Regions from separate parts of the Homo sapiens genome. Here region 1 is linked to region 2. Evidence: read pairs that join two places in POLR2A ChIA-PET (ENCODE). Cell type or tissue: HepG2. All regions are shown on one strand. Each heading gives the region's core, and the rest is flanking DNA. Links, peaks and the distances in the headings are about the cores only.

Region 1 (2,815 bases), core at 77-2,576, 600 kb before region 2:
ATTTTTAGTAGAGACGGGGTTTCAACATGTTGGCCAGGCTGGTCTTGAACTCCTGGCCTCGTGATCCACCTGCCTCGGCCTCCCAAAGTGCTGTGATTACAGGCGTGAGCCACTATGCCTGGTCCCCCCTGAATTTTTTTAAGTGGGCTCTTATCTCCTTAACAACCCCTCTTAAATGATGCTACTGTATTAATTTTTTGAGAAGGATATATGTCCTCTGCAACTAGATGACTTGGTTTCAAACTCCAGCTCTGCTACTTTTACTTCTGTGACCTTGGGCAAGTGACCCAGCTTCTCTATGCCTTTTTGTACAATAAGGATAATAGTGCCTGTCTCACAGAATTGTTGTGAAAACACAATGAATTAATAGTTATAGAGCACCTAGAACAGCATCTGGCACACATTTAAATGCTCAATAAATGTTTCCCATTGTTTGTAATTAGCACAAATCAAGTCATACCATGGCTGCCCCAAATCCCTCAAGAGTCCCATGGTGTACCAAAGAAACTGCAGGTTTCTCACCCTGACATTCATTCTGTCCCCAGCCAACATCTCAATTTCACATTCTCCATCCCCTACATGTTCCCTGAATACACACCAGGCAAACTGGAGGACTTACTGTTCCCTGAACACACGTCCCAAGCCTCTCCCCTCCTCACACTTGCTGTTTTCCAAGATCCCTCCTCTCATGTCTCTGCCTGATAAGACCTTGTCCATCCTTCAAGCCAATCTTAACTCTTCCACGAAGCCTTTGCTGAACGCTTCCACCAGATGTGCCCCTACCTGCCTGTGAATGCCTCTCCTAGCATAGAGGTTGTATTTCTCTTTGGGCAGGTATCTTTCCTATACCTCAAACTGCAGTTCTGTTATTTTCCCTACAGGCTTGGAGCTCTTTGAAGGTAACATATGCATTCAACATTGTTTTATTCTCTGCATCACCTAGCACCATGTAATATGTTGGGGTAACAAAAAAGATGGAGTTGGAGGTGTCAGAGCCACAGCCATTACTGTGGCACAGTAGGGTAAGTTCAAACTAAGAAAAGTACACACTCTGCCCAGGCTGAAGTCCTCATCGTATTTCAAATGTCAATCCCAACTCACAATATAAATTGGATGGATTCTCCAGCAAGTCTTTCCTTATAAGATACCAGAAAAACAGTAGACTATAAGAGGAATATGATTTGTAGGCCTATCCCAAAATACCAACATGAAAATCACATTAAAAATTTCCCTCATCTATCAATATTAAAATCAAAAAGCCATCATGCACAGTGTTTAGTTTGGCTTAATTTTCTGCTAGATCTACCACCTAGCAATCCCAAGAGAAGTGACTCAGATCTCCATGGCTAGAGCTCATTCAATGACATATTAACAACCACTGTACTGTAGAATTGAACATAATGATATATACACCATCCCCACTCTCAGACTCATGAGAGACCCCCAAAACCTAAAATCACAAAAACAGAGGCACAACAATGCACATTCCCAACAACAGAGTGAACACTCAATAAACACTGCTGGCAGTGACATCATCCAGGTACACAGCCGCACATAACTCCATCCTGTCTAGAAGCAGAGCTGTAATCTGACACCAGGGACTCAGACCTCTTTGCCTCAGCAACTCTGGGCATTCATGAGCAGCAGCAAAGGGCTCTTTCATTCCCACTCTTACTTTAGCCATTCAAGAAGCATTCTCCTCCCAGCACCACTAAGAGAAATGTCGCAGACCTCAGTTTCAAGAACCTCTATGATGAAGTGACAAAGATTGTTTTCCCCCAAATAAAAGATATGCTCTTGAAGGTCCAGAACACTTACTCTTCGAAGACCTGGTAGTACCCACAAATCCTTAGGCAGAACTGCCAATAACCTTTCTAACAAGACAAGTCCAAGGAAGCTAATTATGATTAATTTAACTATGTTCATTTATCTGCACATTTGGTAAAGATAACAAGTAATTTAAACGTTTAAAATAGAATATATTAGACTCCTCTGAAACACCAGCTCTTTTCATAAAAGTACATAACCAAGTCAATTCAGCCTTCTTATTTCTTATTATCTGATACTTTTACTGAATAAAGATTTATCTCTCTTCAATTAATGTTTTACTATGCCTGAAGTATTAAGATATCTTTTTCCTGTAGATCAGTGGTCTTTCACAGAAAACAGTTCCCTACTTTTATTTTACACTCTCAAATCCTAATCCCACAGAAGCAAAGTAATCAAAGAAAATAAATCAGCACTGCTATATCATTTCCTTAGAAGCAAAGAAAATAATATCAAAAAGTTTGGGGTACCCAAATAAAAGAATCAATAATATGTCAGATAAAATGTTAGTCATAAATGTGACTCTGATACAGCTCCCCGCAGTTAATGTGTCCCACTTTCTGAAAAAGAGCTGCACAAACAAAAACATCCTGAGATAGAACAGAAGTCTTGTAAACTATAAAGCTCAAGCACCTGTAATACATGCACTGCCCTGTACCCTATGGCCACTCCATAAATACTTAGTGACTGATTCACAGGCCAATTACTGAGTCTGGCAATGACAGTGTGTCTCCCTGGTCCTACTCTGGGGAATGTTAGGAATCTCCAGTTGCTGTTTGTTGTGGTGGTAGGAAGAACTAAAACAGATAGATGTCTAAAAGAACTGAAGTGTTGAAAGGTTCAAATTCTGTCAATTTTCTCTGAACTTCTCCCCAGGCACCTGAGTCTTAAAAAATTGATATTGTTACTCGTATCATTGGGGGGGAAATGAATAAAACTGCCATAAAAGTGCATAGTGTTTCCTCGTCAAAGAACAAGCTGAATGGCC
Region 2 (2,815 bases), core at 210-2,709:
TAAATATTTTTGATTGAATTCTAGTTTTGTCTGAATTTTTACTTTGTAATAAATATATTCTCTTTATTAACATCACTTGCTTCTGTGGCCCACAATCAAATAATAATTACATTTTCATTTAAGTACAAGAATTTTGTATTTACATAATGAAGAATATACTTGCTTTGAGGTTTTATCTTTATGTGAGATATATGTAGAACATGGTGTTAGCAGTCATCATACCCTTTTACTAAGCACTTGTCTTTCAGGTAAGAAAGAAAACTGTACAAATCTCATCAGGTTTGGGAATATTTTAGTTACAGAATCAGGATAACTGCTCTTTTGGTTTTTTAAAATAGTAAATCTCTCTGTCTTGGGTGGACAAAATAAATCTTTTTTGTTTTATCGTCTATTTTGTATAGACAACAGAATGGGAATATTAATTTAAGAAAATCATGCATAATTGATAGGAGTCCTTTCTGTGCTTAAAGGGTGATTTCATAATGTAATAGCTTATTGTTGACAGTCGATAATTTTAACTTAAATGTTTCCATGACTAACTCCTATTCTGTCATAATTATGTGATCTGTTAATATAGGTTGGCTAATGAATTTATGTATTAGTTTGAAAAAAAGTTGTACCTTAAAACATTAACTAGAAAACCATAATTAGCTATTATAATGAAAATTGAACTTTACCTTGAACAGTCAGCATTTGACAGAGGACAAAGAAGTTGCCATTGTACAGGTTCCTCTCTGACCTTGTTATATTTTCCTAATCGATGATGGGTGGTGGTGTCTTAGTCACTTCCCTTTCTTGTCTTATACTTCTTGCTCAAATAATTCCCAATATGCTTTTCCACTTTGCTTTTCTAAAATCGTAAAATTTTAGAATTGAAGGTGGCCTTGAATGTCTTCTGGTTCACTTGGTGTATTTTGCAACTGATGAAACAGATTTAGTGACTTGGTTGATGCTGTTCAGCTGTTTAGTGCACAGCAGAGACTGGATATCAAGTTTTGTTTCCATTTTCACTGACAGAAAGTTAGTGCCAAATAAATATTTGTTAAACTGAAGTAACTATTTTCACTATACCATTCTTTAGGTAAGTGGCACATGACTACATTTAATCTTCTTAATAATGGCGAAGTCGATTAAATAGTGATCTTCCTTCCCTTCCTTCCCTCTCTCCGTCTGTCCCTCCCTCCCTTTCTCTCTCTCCCCCTCCGACCCCAGGCTGGAGTGCAGTGTCACAATCATAGCTCACTGCAGCTTTGACCTCTTGGATTCAAGGAGCCCATCTTCCACCTCGGCCTCTTGAGTAGCTGAGACTACAGGCATGCCACTGTGCCTGGCTAATTTTTTTTTTTTTAAATTTTTGGAGAGACAGGGTCTCACTTGTTGCCCAGGCTGGTCTTGAACTCCTGGCTTCAAGTAATTCTCCGGCTTTAGTCTCCCAAAGTGTTGGGATTATAGGTGTGAACTACTGCACTTGGCTGCAGTTATTTCCTTAAATATTCTGTTTCCTATAATAATCAACCATATTATTATTATTATTATTTTCTCCATGGAGAAATCTTAAGCTCCTTTTATGTTGTAGATATTTTTCAGAAGCTCTTGGTTGGTTCATTTGTTTCTTTCACTCCTCCTTAAATGAAAAGAATTCTCCCCAGCTTTCATGTTTGATAAATAGTGGGGTATATGGTACTGTTGGACCCTATGCTGTTTACTCAGTAGCTCCTGGCATTAGGTGCAGGGCTGGTTAAAGTGTATATTTCCCAGCACAATATCTGGCGTTTAACAGGAATTCCTGTAGTTTAATTTAGTGAGGGATTTGTTTACGTAACTATATATGTGTTTAATGCTGTAAATTTCCCGTTAAGCACTGCTTTTGCGGCATCCCACGAATTTATTCTCTTAAATTTATTAAGTTGTATCTTATGGCCCAGAATGTAGTCTATCTTGGTGAACATTCCATGTGAGCTTGAGAGGAACGTGTATTCTGTTGTTGGATGAAATAGTCTATGGATATCCATTATATCCAGTTGACTGATGTTGTTGAATTCACCCATGTCCTTAATGATTTTCTGCCTTCTGGATCTGTGCATTTCTCTCTCTCTCTCTCTCTTTCTCTCTCTCTCTCTCTCTTTGAGACAAGGTCTCACTCTCTGTTGCTCAGGCAGGAGTGCAGGGGTGTGGTGTGACCATAGCTAATTGCAACCTTGAACTCCTGTGTTCAAGTCATCCTCCCTCCTAAGCCTCTTGAGTAGCTGAGACTACTTGTGTAGTCCACTGCACCCAACTATTTATTTACTTACTTATTTTTTGTTTGTTTTTACAGACAGTCTCATTATGTTGCCTAGGCTGGTCTCGAATTCCTGGCCTCATGTGATCTTCCCGCCTTGGCCTAACAAAGTGCTGGGATTATAGGCATGAGCCATGGTACCCAGCCTGGATCTGTCCATTTCTGATAGTGGATTCATCTATTTCTCCATTTAGTTCTAATAGTTTTTGCCTCACTTATTTTGATGCTCTATTGCATTGTTATGTCTTCTTGGAGAATTAACCCTTTTATTATTAGGTAAAGCTCTCTTTATCTCTGATAACTTTCCTTGGTTTGAAGTCTACTGTCTGAAATTAACGTAGCTACTCCTGCTTTCTTTAAATTAGTGTTAATGTAGTATATCTTTCTCTATGCATTTACTTTTAATCTATATGTGTCTTTATATTTAAAGTGGGTGTCCTGTAGAAAACACATAATAGGGTCTGTTTCCTGATCCACTTTGACAATCTGTCTTTTAATTGCTACATTTAGACAACTGACATTTAAAGTGATTAG

What was found. Peaks named below come from ENCODE experiments on the same cell type or tissue, not always from the same donor. Only the 100,000 strongest peaks of a DNase experiment are listed, where the experiment ranks them.
Region 1: POLR2A ChIA-PET joins it to region 2 with 5 read pairs; 2 of 35 experiments call an interaction of 5 or more read pairs at or near these places.

Annotation. Positions count from the first base shown.
Region 1 is chr1:100,353,883-100,356,697 of GRCh38, reverse strand. All of the region lies in intron 2 of CDC14A (cell division cycle 14A), which reads right to left. Among named protein-coding and RNA genes, the nearest start is that of CDC14A, 2.8 kb to the right of the region's middle. In HepG2, for the core only: no CTCF peak of the experiment used is centred there; DNase peaks (open chromatin) are centred at 1,587 and 2,547; H3K4me3 peaks cover 65 bases.
Region 2 is chr1:99,753,797-99,756,611 of GRCh38, reverse strand. The region is part of intron 1 of FRRS1 (ferric chelate reductase 1); the gene reads left to right. Among named protein-coding and RNA genes, the nearest start is that of FRRS1, 11 kb to the left of the region's middle. In HepG2, for the core only: no CTCF peak of the experiment used is centred there; a DNase peak (open chromatin) is centred at 1,711.